Regions from separate parts of the Homo sapiens genome. Here region 1 is linked to region 2. A link is a loop called in an ENCODE intact Hi-C map of the cell type or tissue named here. Cell type or tissue: heart right ventricle. All regions are shown on one strand. Each heading gives the region's core, and the rest is flanking DNA. Links, peaks and the distances in the headings are about the cores only. Region 1 holds the start of ARGFX (arginine-fifty homeobox). Region 2 overlaps HCLS1 (hematopoietic cell-specific Lyn substrate 1).

Evidence for each region. Hi-C counts contacts between places; a loop is a spot of excess contacts. Peaks named below come from ENCODE experiments on the same cell type or tissue, not always from the same donor. Only the 100,000 strongest peaks of a DNase experiment are listed, where the experiment ranks them.
Region 1: it touches region 2 in a loop (2.1-fold over the local background); 5 of 110 quality-filtered maps call a loop at or near these places.

Annotation. Positions count from the first base shown.
Region 1 is chr3:121,561,276-121,569,624 of GRCh38, forward strand. ARGFX (arginine-fifty homeobox) reads left to right here and starts at 6,674. Exons shown (of 5, transcript NM_001012659.2): 1 at 6,674-6,738. RefSeq lists an enhancer at 1-444. In heart right ventricle, for the core only: no CTCF peak of the experiment used is centred there; no DNase peak of the experiment used is centred there.
Region 2 is chr3:121,644,892-121,653,240 of GRCh38, forward strand. HCLS1 (hematopoietic cell-specific Lyn substrate 1) reads right to left here. Exons shown (of 14, transcript NM_005335.6): 4 at 2,428-2,557; 5 at 1-37. Among named protein-coding and RNA genes, the nearest start is that of HCLS1, 12 kb to the right of the region's middle. In heart right ventricle, for the core only: a CTCF peak has its summit at 3,805 (motif pointing left); no DNase peak of the experiment used is centred there; H3K27ac peaks cover 1,927 bases.

The DNA of each region.
Region 1 (8,349 bases), core at 177-8,176, 83 kb before region 2:
CTCTTTCCATTTGTTACTTGGGTTGACAACCTCAGAACCACCCCAAAAGGTTAGGTAACATGCCCAGGGTTGGCCGGGCGTGGTGGCTCACGCCTGTAATCCCAGCACTTTGGGATTCCGAGACAGGCGGATCACGAGGTCAGGAGATTGAGACCATCCTGGCTAACATGGTGAAACCCCATCTCTACTAAAAATGCAAAACATTAGCCGGGCGCGGTGGCGGGCGCTAGTCCCAGCTACTCGGGAGGGTAAGGCAGGAGAATGGCGTGAAGCCAGGAGGCGGAGCTTGCAGTGAGCCGAGATTGTGCTACTGCACTCCAGCCTGGGAGACAGAGCGAGACTCTGTCTGAAAAAAAAAAAAAAAAAAATGCCCAAGGCCACACATCTAGTAAATAGTGGAGCCTAGATGCATATATTCTGGCTCCAGGGCCCATTCTCACTGTTTTCTACATTTTCTCACTCTCCTTATCCTTCCTTTTCTGTCCTTCTCCTCATCTTGCAGATACTTTTACTTCTGGGGAAACTGCCTAAGTTTTATTTACATCTTTGCCTTCTTTTAGCTCTTCACGTTTGAACAAGGACACTGGCAGGCAGGAGTTAGGGAGGAGTCTTAGGCCCTGCCAAGCTCAGAGGAGGGCGAGCTGGAGAAGAAGCAACCTGGGGATAAGAAAGAATGAGCCAATCAGACTTTCAGAAACAAGACCAGCTCCTGGAATAAGGGTCTTGTCCCAAGGGCACTAGTCTTTTAGGATGAATAAATGGGTTTACTGGAATGAAGACACAATATCCCCAACAACCATAATCTATGCCACATAGCTGCACAGGATCTTCCCTCAGGGTGGGAGTGGAGATTAAGGGCAGGCCCCTAAGGCTCCTTCCAGACAATTTCCCTCCCTTTCAACACAAGCCATGGGCTTCTACCTCTGCTGACAGTTCTCTCCTGGCTCATTGCTGAAGCTGGGAATCTTTGCTGTCTTCTGGGGTGCTCTCACCTAGGACATTCTCTCCCCTTTGTGCTACAGGGCACTCCTACAGTCTTACCTCTTCACACACTGGCTTCTATCTGCAAGAAAGGAATCTGCATTTCCCACTAGTTAGGAAAACAGAAGGGTAGAGAAAAGAAAGGAGGAGCTGCCTGAGGGCAAAGCTGGGCTTGTCCCTACCCTAGGTCCACTCAAGGTAAAGCTCAGCACATAAACAGGCTGAAAATGGGGAAGAGATGCAGAAAGAGTTCAGCAAATCTGATTTATTTTAAATTTTCATTTTTTTCTCATTAAAAAATAATTAAATAGAGACAGGGTCTGGCTATGTTGCACAGGCTAGTCTCAAATTACTGGGCTCAAGTGATTCTCCTGCCTCGGACTCCCAAAGTGTTGGGATTATAGGCGTGAGCCACTGCGCGCAGTCTTTTTCTCATTCTTATAAAAAAAAATGACAATAATGAACTATGCGTCTGTTCAAGGGAATCCCAATCCCTTAAGAAACCCTGTTAATAGTTTGCTTCCTTCTCTCTTTAATTTTGGTTTTTCTTTATTGGCCTTTTTGTTTCAGTATATTTTCCTTTTTTTTTTTCTTTGAGATGGAGTCTTGTTCTCTCACCCAGGCTGGAATGCAGTGGCTCAATCTCAGCTTACTGCAACCTCTGCCTCCCAGCCTCAAGCAATCCTCCCGCCTCAGCCTCCCGAGTAGCTAGGATTACAGGCATGCACCCCTGCGCCTAGCTAATTTTTATATTTTTAGTAGAGACGGAGTTTCAACATGTTGGCCAGGCTTCTCTGGAACTCCTGACTTCAAGTGATTCACCCGCCTCTGCCTCCCCAAGTGCTGGGATTACAGGCATGAGCCACCGTGCCTGGCTGAGAAATTGAGTTTTGAAAGAGATTTAGAGAGAGGAAGGGTAAAAGAGGAGAAATAGAGGAGAAAGGGAGGGAAGGAGGAAGGAGGAGATGGATAGGAGTGCAACAGACTGACAGGAATAAGAGAATTTGGTAGGCATAGATAACCAAGAGACATTTAAGAAGTTGGCTGAGGGGCTGGGCGCAGTGGTTCACACCTATGGTCCCAGCAACTCTGGAGTCTAGAGTGGGAGGATCATTTGAGTCTGGGAGGTCAAGGCTGCAGTGAGCTATGATCATGCCACTGCACTCCAGCCTGGTCAACAGAGCAAGATCCTGTCTCAAAAATGCATAAATAAATGAAAGTTGGCTGGACACGATGGCTCATGCCTATAATCCCAGCACTTTGGGTGGCTGAGGTGGGAGGATCATCTCTCTCTTTTCTTTTTTGACATGGAGTCTCAGTCCCTTGCCCAGGATGGAGTTCAGTGGCCTGATCTTGGCTCACTGCAACCTCTGCCTCCCTGGTTCAAGCGATTCTCCCACCTCCACCTCCCGAGTAGTATTAGCTGGGACTACAGGCACGCACCACTGGGCCTGGCTAATTTTCATATTTTTAGTAGAGATGGGGTTTTGCCATGTTGGACAGGCTGGTCTTGAAACCCAACCTCAGATGATCCACCCGCCTCGGCCTCCCAAAGTACTGGGATTACAGGCATGAGCCACCGTGCCCAGCCTGGGAGTATCTCTTGAAGCCAAGCCTAAGCAACATAGGGAAATCCCATCTCTACAAAATAATAATAATAATAATAATAATAATAATAATAATAATAATAGGTGTGGTGTCATGCATCTGTAGTCCCAGCTACTCAAGAGGCTTACTTGAGGATTACTTGAGCACTGGAGTTTGAGGCTGCAGTGAGCTATGATCACACCAGCAGTGTCTTCAGGGGAGACCTGTCTCATAAAAAAAAAAAAAAGGAGTGAGATACTGCTGAAAAGAATAAGATAGAGATTTTGAGACAGATATTGGGTTAAATTGTGAGGTTTCTCTGTAGCTACTGTGTTAGCTCTTTCTGCAACATCTGTCAATTATTGTCCCATTTCTTGGATCAATCCTTTAATGCCTAAATCTTTTTTTTTTTTTTTTTTTTTTTTTGAGACAGAGTCTCACTTTGTCACCAGGCTGGAGTGCAGTGGCACAATCTCGGCTCACTGCAACCTCCGCCTCCCAGGTTCAAGCGATTCCCCTGCCTCAGCCTCCCGAGTAGCTGGGACTATAGGCGCCCACCACCACGCCCGGCTAATTTTTTGTATTTAGTAGAGACGGGGTTTCACCATGTTGGCCAGGATGGTGTCGATCTCCTGACCTCGTGATCTGCCCGCCTCAGCGTCCCAAAGTGCTGGGATTACAGGCGTGAGCCACCATGCCCGGCCAAAAATGACTAAATCTTTTAATGCCAAAAGATTTAGGCATTGCTGGGCGCGGTGGCTCATGCCTGTAATTCCCAGCACTTTGGGAGGCTGAGGGGGGCGGATCACCTGAGATCGGGAGTTCAAGACCAGCCTGGTCAACGTGGTAAACCCCATCTCTACTAAAAATACAAAAATTAGCCAGGCGTGGTGGCAGGCGCCTGTAGTCCCAGCTACTAGGGAGGCTGAGGCAGAAGAATCGCTTGAACCGGGAGGTTGCAGCGAGCCTAGATCACGCTATTGCACTCCAGCCTGGGCAACAAGAGTGAATCTTCTTTCTTTGGTAGGATGCAGATCAACAGCTTTCATGTTTTGTTTCTAGATCTGATACATTAGTCTAAGACTTGTGCCCTCTGGGCCAGCTGGCAGAGCAGCAGGAAGGATCAAGGGTCAGAGCCCCCTCCCTGGTCCAGAGAAGTGTAGGCTAGCAAGCTGATAGTACTACCAAAGTGGGAAGCAAGAGACAACTGTGTTATAGTCATAATTGGAGACCCCTTCCACTCTGCTTAGTCCCAGAATAGTGCTTGTTACCAGTAGGTGCTCAATTAATAAGTCATCAATGAATGAATAAATTTAAAAAACAAATAAACAGATGAATAAGTAAGACCAGTCATTTTGAGGGAGATGGTGGCAGGGCTGAGTGGGCACAGTACTACAGAAAAAACAAAATTTAACGTCAAGAAAAAGTATCAGCCACAGTGATAAAAGATACATATCAGACTCTGGCATTATGGCTAAACAAGCTGCAGCTCTGAAAGTTCAGGAGAGGCTGGGCATGGTGGCTCACGCCTGTAATTCCAACACTTTGGGAGGCCAAGATGGGAGGATCACTTGAGGTCAGGAGTTTGAGACCAGCCTGACCAATATGCTGAAACCCTGTCTCTACTAAAAATACTAAAATTAGCTGGGCACGGTGGCGGGCGCCTGTATGCCTCCCAGCTATTCGGGAGGCTGAGACACTCTGGACAAAGTGCACATCTTTTAAAAGCAACTAGAGGCCAGGCACAGTGGCTCATGCCTATAATCTCAGCACTTTAGGAGGCCGTGGCAGGCGGATCACGAGATCAGTAGTTTGAGGCCAGCCTGGCCAACATGGTAAAACCCCGTCTCTACTAAAAAAATACAAAAAATACATATATATATATATATATATACACACACACATATATATGTGTGTATATATATATGTATTTTTTGTATTTTGTGTATATATATATATACACACATATATATATATATATGTGTATATATATGTGTGTATATATATAGCTGGGACATGGTGGCTAGCGCCTGTAATCTCAGCTAGTCAGGAGGCTGAGGCAGGAGAATTGCTTGAACCTGGGAGGCAGAGGTTGCAGTGAGCCGAGATTGTGCCACTGCACTCCAGCCTGGGTGACAGAGCAAGACTCCATCTTAGAAAAATAAAATAAAATAAAATAAAAGCAACTAGAGAGTAGAGAACAATTACCTGCAAAGGAATAAAAGTTTGGATGTTAGCAGACTTCTCAAATAAATGGCTTCTGTACTCACCTAACCTATTATGCAAGAATGATAACGTAATAAAGATATTTTAGACAAAGAAAGTTTGAAAATGTTTACAGTTAAAAGAACTATTTTTGATTCTACATCAGAAAAAATAAAACTGTGCCCAAAAGAAAGAGGATGAAAGAAGCAATGATGATCAAAGTACTTGATAAACATATGGTTAAATCTAAATAAATATTTATGACAAAAATAATAATGACCACTTTTAGGAACATAAAAGCAAACTTAGGCTGGACGTAGTGATTCATGCCTGTAATCCCAGCATTTTGGGGGGCCAAGGCAGGAGGATCACTTGGGCCCAGGAGTTCTAGACCAGCCTGGGCAACCTAGCAACACCCCATCTTTACAAAAAAAAATTTTTTTTAATTAGCTGGGGGTGGTGGTGCATATCTGTAGTCCCAGCTACTGGGGAGGCTGAAGTGAGAGAATCATTCTAGCCCAGGAGGTCAAGGCTGCAGTGAGCCATGATGGCACCACTGCAGTCCAGCTTGGGTGACAGAGTGAATACCATCTCTAAACAAAGAATAAAGAAATAAAAATAATGTAACTTTAAATCTTGCATATAACTTACATACCATTTGAGAGGGGGAGAAAATAAAAGGCAACCATTCTAACAGAAGGCTGGAAAAGTTAAAAACACACAAAGATTGTAAGAAATTAGGTAGAAATAAGTAGTGATCCCCCCATTATCCATGGGGATACATTCCAGGATCCTCGGTTTCTTCCTATACGACTGCATTGTATAGGCCAGGTAGCTTATACAGCATGGATACACTGGACAAAGGGATGATTCACATCCTGGGCGGAGCAGTACAGCCAATTTAAAATTTGAGCATTTAAAAAAAAAGGGCTGGACACGGTGGCTTACGCCTGTAATCCCAGCACTCTGGGAGGCCAAGGCGGGCGGATCACTTGAGGTCAGAAGTTCAAGACAGCCTGATCAACATGGTGAAACCCCGTCTCTACTAAAAAAAATACAAAAACAGCTGGTGGGTTGCACATGCCTCTAATCGTAGCTACTTGGGAGGCTGAGGCAGGAGAATCGCTTGAACCGGGGAGGTGGATATTGCAGTGAGCCGAGATGATGCCATTGCACTCCAGCCTGGGCAACAAGAGTGAAACTCCGTCTCAAAAAGAAAAGAAAAGAAATGAAAACTAACACATTTTTTATTTATGGAAGTTTCCATTTAATATTTTTGGGTGGCAGTTGACTGAAACCACAGAAAGCAAAACTGTGGATAAGGTGGGATTACTGTGTTCTTATCCTATCAAACATAAATGGATTATTCCATAAGAAAATTCTTAGATCAGATCACTATTTTAAAGATACACTCCTAAAACTTTACTTTTATTTTTTTGAGATAGGGTCTTGCTGTCTCGCTCTGTTGCCCAGACTGGAGTAGACTGGTGCAATTAGGGCTCACTGCAGCCTCAACCTCCCAGGCCCAAGTGATCCTTCCACCTCAGCCTCCCGAATAACTCAGACCACAGGCGTGTGTTACCACGCCTAGAGGAATTTTACACCTAAAACTTTGAACAACGCAAGTGTAAAAGTAAAAAGGTGGTTGCATCAAAAAGCACAGGAGTCGCCTTGAAGGGTTGTCAAAGGTAGGAAGTTTGAGTATAAAAAAAGAATAATTACTATTTTCAGCAACAGTTACACTATGCTCTAAGCATACTTATATTGAATGAACAAATGAATGAATGAAGGGTGGGACATCAGGGTGTGTCTGGGTGGTGCAGGGGCAGGAGGAGGTCTGATTGTATAAAAATTACATTTAAATACAGGGTCTTCTGCATGAGGACACACTAAGGAAACTGCATTTCCAGAGAGAGACACACCACGTAGGACTGAAAATGGTTACTCTAAGGGGATTCGTGACAGGTAAGCATGGGGGAGCGGGGAGGGTAGCCAGAATGTGGGGCTTTAAGTGCTCAAAGAGGATTTGAAAAATCAAAGGAGCAATATTAAAGGATGCAAACCACTCAGCCCATTCACATTAGAGGGACATGATATAGATGGTTGGGGACAGAAGGAAGGTCAGAAAGACTGACTGTTCACCTCATGAAAATCAGGGAGTGAATGTGAGACTCCTTACTTACTGAGTGTGGTTGTCAGTTCTGCAGGGCTCCCAAACTTTCTCCATCTGTGTTAGCCAGGCCTTTGGAAATCCTTAATTAGAATGTAAACTCCATCATAGCAACTATTTTTGTGTACTTCGTTCATTGCAGAATCCACAGACCTATGTAAGTGCCCATTTGTAGGAAGAAGGCAATAAAAAATTGCTGAGTAAATGTGGTTCTGCTAGTGGCAATTCTGCCTTATGCTCTTGATAGCCTCGATCAGGGAAAGCACTGTAGACCAGTTGAATCGTTTGCTTCTTTGTTTCTTTAATATGCTAGTTTAAGCTACAGACTCTCAATGCCCATCCCAGGAAAGTGGGCCAGGGTTTAGACTGTGTGTACAAGAGTCAGTAAGACCTGATTCATTCCCAGCTATGCTTCTTCTCTACCTGGCCAAACTTTTAGATCTCATGTCTCTTCATCTTTAAGAGGTTGATAATAATTGTCCATTACCCCATGTGTTTGTCGAGGATCACATGAATCATGTATATGAAGCACTTGGATGTCTGACGGTATCCTAATGTTGCTACTGAATGTTACTGCATCATTTATTTACTCTTAGGATTGTACTGAAGAACAGATGCTTAGTGAAGTTTAATTTCTTTTCAATTAAATGCTAAGCCTTAGGCCATCTGTTGTTATTGCTGTTCCAATTTTTTGGTCTCAGAACCTCTTTATATTCTTAAAAATTGTTAAGGACTCCAAAGAACTTTTGTTTCTATAGGATATACCTAGATATTTACCATATTCAAAGTGAAAACTGAGATTAAAATATATTTATTCATTCCTTTCAAAATAAAATGATAAATGCGTGACGTGTTAACTATATTTTCCACACACAAAAAAAAATTGTGAGACCAATGGCATTGTTTTACATTTTAGTACTTTAGGGCTTAATGGAAGATGGCAGAATTCTCTCCTGCTTTTGCAGTCACCTTTTCTGATGCATTACTCTATTGAAGTGTAAGAAGAAAATCTGACCTCATACAGATATGATGCTAGAAAAAGGAGTATTCTTGTAGCCTTTGAAATAATTGTGGATATTCTTTGAAATTACAACACAAACTCAACAAGTAGCAGTTTCTTAAAGATGAGTTGCAATGTGAAAACTTTTTTTTTTTTTTTTTTTTTGAGACGGAGTCTTGCTCTGTCGCCCAGGCTGGAGTGCAGTGACATGATCTCAGCTCACTGCAACCTCTGCCTCCTGGGTTCAAGCGATTCTTCTGCCTCAGCCTCCCTAGTAGCTGGGACTACAGGTGCGTGCCACCACGCCCAGCTAATTTTCGTATTCTTAGTAGAGATGGGGCTTTACCATGTTGGTCAGGCTGGTCTCAAACTCCTGACCTCAAGTAATTCACCCTCCTCGGCCTTT
Region 2 (8,349 bases), core at 39-8,038:
TCTCCACCTCGGCAACATACTCATGGCCCACTGCACTCTGAGAAAAATCAAGGATGGAGTGAGTGAAAAGATAAAAATGACCTTAAAAAAATAAATACAGATATGGAGTGGGATGTAGGCATGTAAGAAATTCCATTCTGGGTCAGATCTATAGCCTCTGACAGTGGTGCCAAGGAATACGCGATGGGAGAGCAAGATGACTTTTTCTGGAGACCTGCTCATCCCTGTTCTTCTCTAATACCATTAGGAATCCTTCATTCTGAACACTCCCATAGGATGGGCTGGGAACCAGGGGATAGAGACAAGGTAGACAGAGCAGTGTTTAAACCAGAAACAAAAAGAGCTGAAACAAGAGCATTGTGCAGCAGAACAGAGTGTAGTGTGGGGTAGTGTGGAGGAGAGACCAAGGGGACTGACCGGACGCCATAGCCGGGATGGAATATTTCACTAGGAGAGCCAATGATTTTGTTCTAGATCTTTGCTCCTGTATGGCCATCAAAGTTCAGAAGTGAACTCTGAGCTTTATACACCATGTAATGTAGGACATGTATACAAAAAAAATCACTAAATACACAGTAAATAAAATAATAAAGAGAAGTTGCAACATAGACATAATACATAAACATTTAAATGCAGCAAATAATTTTAAAACATATTTTTTCCTTCTCCACTTGTGCTCCCTGTCTTCTTGGTCTAGGAGTTACAATGTGGTTGGGGCTACAACAGGCCAGCAGTTCTAATATCTTGGTTCTTATTTTCTGCCATGTATATCTTATGTGTTGAGATCAGAAAAATTTGATACAAATAATATGTGGACATTATATTTTAGACCAAATGACTACTGTACTTTTGAATGAGTTTTAACTCATGAACCAATGAATGAGTCAAAAAATATATATTTTGATCTAGAACAAAAGTATCTGGGTGTTTTAGCAAAATTTTTAAATATACTTAAATATTATATACTATATATTTATGAATAAACTATATATTTATAATATAAATATGTTATATCATATAATTATAATATATTAAAATATACATAATATAAATTTATATATTTACATTTACTTATAATTATGTAACATATATTAATAATATATATTTATAAATATATTTATAAATAATTATATAAGTATATAATATATAATGTATTAATATATAATATATTAATTATATACTTGTATTAATATATAATATATTAATTATATACTTATATATAATATATACTTATATATAACAGATACTATATATAAGTATATATATAATATATCTTATAATTAATATATAATAATATAATATTAAATATATTATTTATATTTTTATATATTTTATATATTTATATATATTTTATATATATTTATAAATAAAAATATATAATATATATTATATTTTATGTATTATATTTTATATACTTATATAATATAATATATATTATATATTAATTATAGTATATAATATATTACATTATATTACATATTATTACTATGTAATATATTACTATGTAATATATTACATAGTAATAATATGTAATATAATGTATTAATAATGTAGATTATATATTATATATGATATATAATATATAATATAGATATATTATATATTATATATACTTATATATAGTATCTGTTATATATAAGTATATAAGTATATATTATATATATTAATATATATTTATTACATATATTAATATATATAATATATATTAATATATATACTTATTATATATTATATATTATAAGTATATATTATATTATATATACTTATAATATATATACACTTATATATAATATATAAAATATAATATACATTATATTATATTTATAACATATATAAAATATATAAGTATATATAATAAATATATACTTATATAATTATATACTTACATATAATTGGCTCTTATAGAGCCAATTATTTTATAGCCAATTATTATAGAGCCAATTATTTATTATAGAGTCAATTATATATACTTATATATAGTTGGCTCTTATTATAGAGGTATATAATTATATATAAGTATATAATTATACATATTTACAAAATATATAAGTATATATATCAATTTTTTAATGTATTATTTATTTATTTTATTTATTTTTTTTTTTTTTGAGACAGAGTCTCGCTCTGTCTCCCAGGCTGGAGTGCAGTGGCATGATCTCGGCTCACTGCAAGCTCTGCCTCCCAGGTTCACGCCATTCTCCTGCCTCAGCCTCCTGAGTAGCTGGGACTACAGGCACCCACCACGACGCACGGCTAATTTTTTGTATTTTTAGTAGAGATGGGGTTTCACCGTGTTAGCCAGGATGGTCTCGATCTCCTAACCTCATGATCCACCCACCTTGGCCTTCCAAAGTGCTGGGATTACAGGCGTGAGCCACCGCACCCGGCTTGTATTTTTTTAAAGCAAATCTTTCCCTTTCAACTTACCTTGTCCATTCGGTCTCTTTCTACTCCAAACCGACCTCCATAGCCATGGGATGCTTTGGGCCCTGACTCCATCTCTTTCTTCCTGAGAACATCATGCTCCTCTGATACTTTGTTCCTCAGCTGGTGGATGCTGGAAGAAACCACATGACCAAGGCTCATCTATCCTAGGGAGATCAAGAAACCCATCTTCCCAGAAAAATGGAAGCCTTGAAGTCTGTCCTGTTTACTTTCAGTAATAACCTGGGCCCCCAAAATATACTAGTGATGGGTCTGGAAGTAAAAGATCAGTCTGGCCTGCATACCATAGCCTGATTTAAACTCTCCATAGGCCAATAATATTTCCTCTAGTCTGTTATTTGCTCACTAAAATAACCTTCTGATCTTTAGTCCCATTTTTCATGTTCTTAAATATTAGAGGACAATGGTACCTATATTCTGATAACTGGAAAGTTATTTTCTTTTCTGAATGGATCTGCTTTCTATCAATTAGAGGATGTGTCTCAAAAAGCAGAAAAATATTCACATACCATTGGACCTACACATTCTAGTTTTAGCAGTCTACACCAGGGAAATGATTTTAAATATGGCAAAGCTTAATGTCCTTAATGTCTAAATGATACTCATTGAAGCATCGTATATAATAGCAATAACTAAGAAACAATCTATATGACCAATGGTTGGATAATAGTTAAATAAATTGAAATACTACCTTTCACTAGTGTACTAGGAAGTCATTAAATATAATGCTTATAAAAACACAGAACTGGGGAAATTTATGTAAACATTAGTGGTATTTTTTATGCTTTTTGGTCATGAATTAAGATCTTCTGCCCCTTCCCCCCAGGCTGATAATACCTGAGAAAACTAAGGACTAATGAAAACTAACTAAGAAAATCCACTCACAGTTATTGCTATAACACTTTAAGCCTCAAATTATCTTGATTTGAAGGGACACCTCTATCCCTAAGAGAAAGTACCACCAAAAAAGGCATTATCTTTCTTACTTCACACCCACTTCCATCTTTACCATGAAGGTGACTGCAACAATTAAGAGGGCAGAAAGCCATCTTGGCCAACCTCTTTGGCTTGAGGATATGAAGTGATAGCTCAGCCCCACGTGACAATCAGATCTGTTATTTGGACACATATAAGGATCCGGGGATTCTTGGAAACATTTGGGCAAGAGAACCCTAAATAAGAAATTTGACTTTCTGCAGCAAGCAATGAGGGTTTAGGGTATTAAGATAGTGATGTTAGATGGTGAGCTGGGACTTTACCAGCGCAGGACAACCAGACACATTGGTTATACGTAGAATGGCTGTCTCACAGCAGAAATTGTCTTCTTTTAAGGAAGAATAGATCCATCTGGTGGCCTTTAGTGGATAATTCTACCAAAGGTCTTTTTAAAAAGCCTTCTCAGCTTTAGCCGCAGTTAATTTTAGAAAGCTGGCTATGAACCAGATGAAATTAAGCCAAGTGCTGGAAGAACCCCCTGTTCCCATGCCTCCTCTAAACTCTCTGGCAGCGTTGAAAGCAGAGATCTTGTGTTGTCAGTTCAACACCAACACTGTGTCATAAGCTACTAGTACCAAGGACATGTAAATGCCTGCCCAATATCTTCCAACTGAAGTATTCAGATGAAAGATCAAGAAAATGGGGCCAAAATTTACTTTCAAATGGAAAAAATCTGCAATTTTTTAATGAATATAATAATTGTTAAATGGGTTATAACTATATTATAGTTAAAACAAGTTTTTAAAAGGGATTAGAAAATGATACTCAGAAATATTCATCTAAAGGATAACAGAAAAACTAGTCAGGGGATCATACCAATGATATAATTTGAATGAAATTGTTGAGGCCCAAAGAAAACAGACTTCTTTAGGTTATAGTGGAAGTCATTCTAAACAGGTCTTTATTATTATTATTATTATTGAGACAGAATCTTGCTCTGTCGCCCAGGCTGGAGTGCAGTGGTATGATCTCAGCTCACTGTAATCTCCGCCTCCCGGGTTCAAGTGATTCTCTTGCCTCAGCCTCCAGAGTAGCTGGGATTACAGGCATGCATGTCATGCCCCGCTAGATTTTGTATTTTTAGTAGAGACAGGGTTTCACCATGTTGGCCAGGCTGGTCTCAAACTCCTGACCTCAAGTGATCCTCTTGCCTTGGCCTCCCAAAGTGCTGGGATTACAGGCGTGAGCCACCACGCCTGGCCTAAACAGGTCTTAATCACATCATTCCTTCATTTTATAACTATTAACTAAACAACTTTTAAGTGTGAGGTACTGTTAGGCTCTGAGGACACAAAAATGTTTTATGTATGGAGATAGAGGACAGCTAGAAGAGATAGAGAGGAAAACAAAAAATTCCAATTCAATATGCTGTGTTGTGCCTAAGAAACTTTTGACATATTAACTCTCAGATATCCAATTTAAGTTTTAAAAGACTTTGTATTGATAAAGCAATGCAGTTTATGTGAACCAAGCAAAATGTAGCACCTCAAAGATGACTCATTCCTCAATCTGTGTTTGTTTTTTATTACAAAACTAAAAGCACAAATGTGAGTGACTCAGAATATAAGGTTTTTATTCACAGATGACCTGATCATGTATGTAGAAAATCCTAAAGAATTCACACAAAAAAAGCTACTAAAGCATTGTGCATTTGGCTAGGTCACAGGATACAAGGTCATTATATCAAAATCAATTGTATTTTTACATACTGGCCATAAACATTTGGAAACTGGAAGTTAAATATAAATACATGAAATAACATGAAACATTTTAGGATAAACTTAACAAAGTATGTGCAAGACCTAAACACTAAAAAATATTTCTGAAAATATTAAAGAAGATCTAAATAAATGGAGAGATATCCCATGTTCATGGATTGGAAAACTCAATATCATTAAGATGTCAGTTCTCCCTAAAATGATCTATAGATTCAATGCAATCCCAATCAAAATCTGAACAGGCATTCTTGTAGGAATTGACTAGTGAATTATAAAATTTATGTGAAAATGTAAAGTCCTGGAATAGTAAAATCTTTTGTTTCTTTTTTTTTTTTTAAGGAGAGCAAAGTTGAGGACTACATAATTTCTTGACTTATAAAGCTACAATAATCAGTGCAGTATGGTATGCTGTCAGGGTAGAAAATAGATCAACAGAACAGAATAGAGTCCAGAAATAGACCCACATGTATGTGGTCAAAGATGCCAGGTAAGTCAATGGGAACAGAATACTCTTTTAATATTGTTGAACAACTAAATAATCACATGGAGAAAAATGAACCTCAATCTTGACCTCACACTGCACAGAAAAGTCTACTTGAAATGGGTCATAGACTTAAATGTAAAAGCTAAAACTGTCAGTCCTTTAGGACAAAACATCAAAGAAAGTCTTCACAACTTTGGGGTAGGTAAATATTTCTTAGACACATAAAGCATTAGCCCCATAAATTTTTTTTCAATAAATTAGACATCATCAGGATTAAGATCTTTTGCTCTTAAAAAGATGCCATTAATAAAATGAAAAAGTGGCCAGGTGTGGTGGCTCACGCCTGTAATCTCAGCACTTTGGGAGGTCAAGGCGGGTGGATCACAAGGTCAGGAGCTCAAGACCAGCCTAGCCACTATGGTGAAACCCCGTCTCTACCAAAAATACAAAAATTAGCTGGGCTTGGTGGTGGGCGCCTGAGTCCCAGCTACTCAGGAGGCTGAAGCAGCAGAATCGCTTGAACCCAGGAGGCAGAGGTTGCAGTGAGCTGAGATCATGTCACTGCACTCCAGCCTGGGCAACAGAGCAATCAATCAATAAATAATCAATCAATCAATCAATAAAGTGAAAAAGCAAGTTATGTTCTGGGAGAATACACTTGTAAAACACATATTTCACAAAAGACTTACATCCAGAATATATAAAGAACTTTCAGCAACTTAATAAAAAGACAAACAACTCACTTTAAAAGTGAGAAAAAGATGTGAACAGATACTTCATAAAGAAGATATATGAAGATATATGAATGGCAAATGAAAATATACTCAATAAAACTGGTCATCAGAGAAATTCAAATTAACTTAAAAGAGTGGTTAAGTTGGTTTTGTTGTTGTTGTTGTTGTTTTGTTTTGTTTGTCTTTTAGAGAGGATCTCAGTCTGTCACCCAGGCTGGAGTGCAGTGGGGCAAACATGGCTCACTGCAGCCTCAACCCCCTGGGCTCAAGTGCTTCTCCTGCCTCAGCCTCCTGAATAGCTCAGACCACAGCCAGCCAATTTTTAATTTTTTTGTAGACTCTGAATCTCTCCACATTGTCCAGATGGTCTTGAACTCCTGGGCTCAAGTCATCCTCCTGCCTTGGCCTCCTAAAGTGCTGGGATTACAGGCATGAGCCACTGCACCCAGCTAAATTTAAAAATACTAACAATAACAAATGTTGACAAAAATGTGGAGCATCTGAAACCCACACATTACTGGTAGGAATGAAAGAGGGTAAATTCCCTTTGGAAAAGAGTTTGAGAGTCTCTCAAAATGTTTAACATACACTTATTATATGACTCAGCAATTCTACTCCTGGCAATTTTCCAAGAGAAATAAGGATATGTCAACAAAAAGATTTGTACCCAAATGCCCATGACAGTTTCATTTGTAATAGATCCAAATTGTCAATAATCCAAATGGCTATTGACAGGATAATGAATAATAAAACTGTGACATATCCATACAATGGGACACTACATGACAATATAAAAGAACAAAAGACTTATATACACAACACCATGGATAAATCTGGAAAACATTATGCTGAAAGAAGACAACACAAAACAATACATTCTATATTATTCTGTTTGCATGAAATTCTATGCCAGACAAAACTAATCTATAGTGACAAAAAGATCAGTATGGGGTGTATTGACTGCAAAGAGGTGCAGGGAAATTTTCATGGTAATAGATATATTCTATATCTTGATTGCATTGGTGGTTATATTATATATATATAGTCAAAACTCATTGAACTATTTGCTTATAATGATTAGGTATCAATAAATTTAATTTTTGCCTGGGCAATGGTGGCTTACACCTGTAATCCCAGCACTGTAGGAGGCCGAGGCAGGCGGATCACTTGAGGTCAGGAGTTCAAGACCAGTCTGGCCAACATGGTTAAACCCCGTCTCTACTAAAAATACACAAATTAGCTGGGCAAGGTGGCACATGCCTGTAATCCCAGCTACTCGGGAAGCTGAGGTAGGAGAATCACTTGAAGCTGGGAGGCAGAGGCGGAGGTTTCAGTGAGCCGAGATCGTACCACTGCACTCCAGCCTGGATGACAGAGCGAAACTCCGTCTCAAAAAAAACAAAGTTAATTTTTGAAAAATAATAAAGTGAAGAAAACCTTAAATGAAAGAGACTTTGGGCACTCATAAAGAGGTTTGTTTATGAAGTGATTGTAGTATTATTAAGGCCAACTTATCAAGTACTTTGTCACTGTAAACAGAATAGCAAGCAGCCTTAGGGAATTGGCAATAGCTTAGTTCATGGGAATTTGCATTTCATTTCAACAAAAGAATTACGGACATGACGATATTATGTTTATTAGACAAAAACAATATATTGGTTAAGATTTCAGCCCATGGAGTCAGACTGAGCCGAATTCAAATTACTACAGGTTGACTATCCCTCATCCCAAACGCTTGGGACCAGAAGTGTTTTGGATTCAGGATTTTTTCAGGTTTTGGAATATTTGCATATACATAATGAGATATCTTGGGGACGAGACCCATGTGTAAACAGGAAATTCATTTATGTGTCATATACACTATATTAAGGAAGGTATTAAAGAAGAACTAAATAAATGAAGGTAACTTTATTTTTCCCTTGGGGACGCTGAAAAAACTGTTGTGCACCTGTATTTTGACTGAGACCCATCA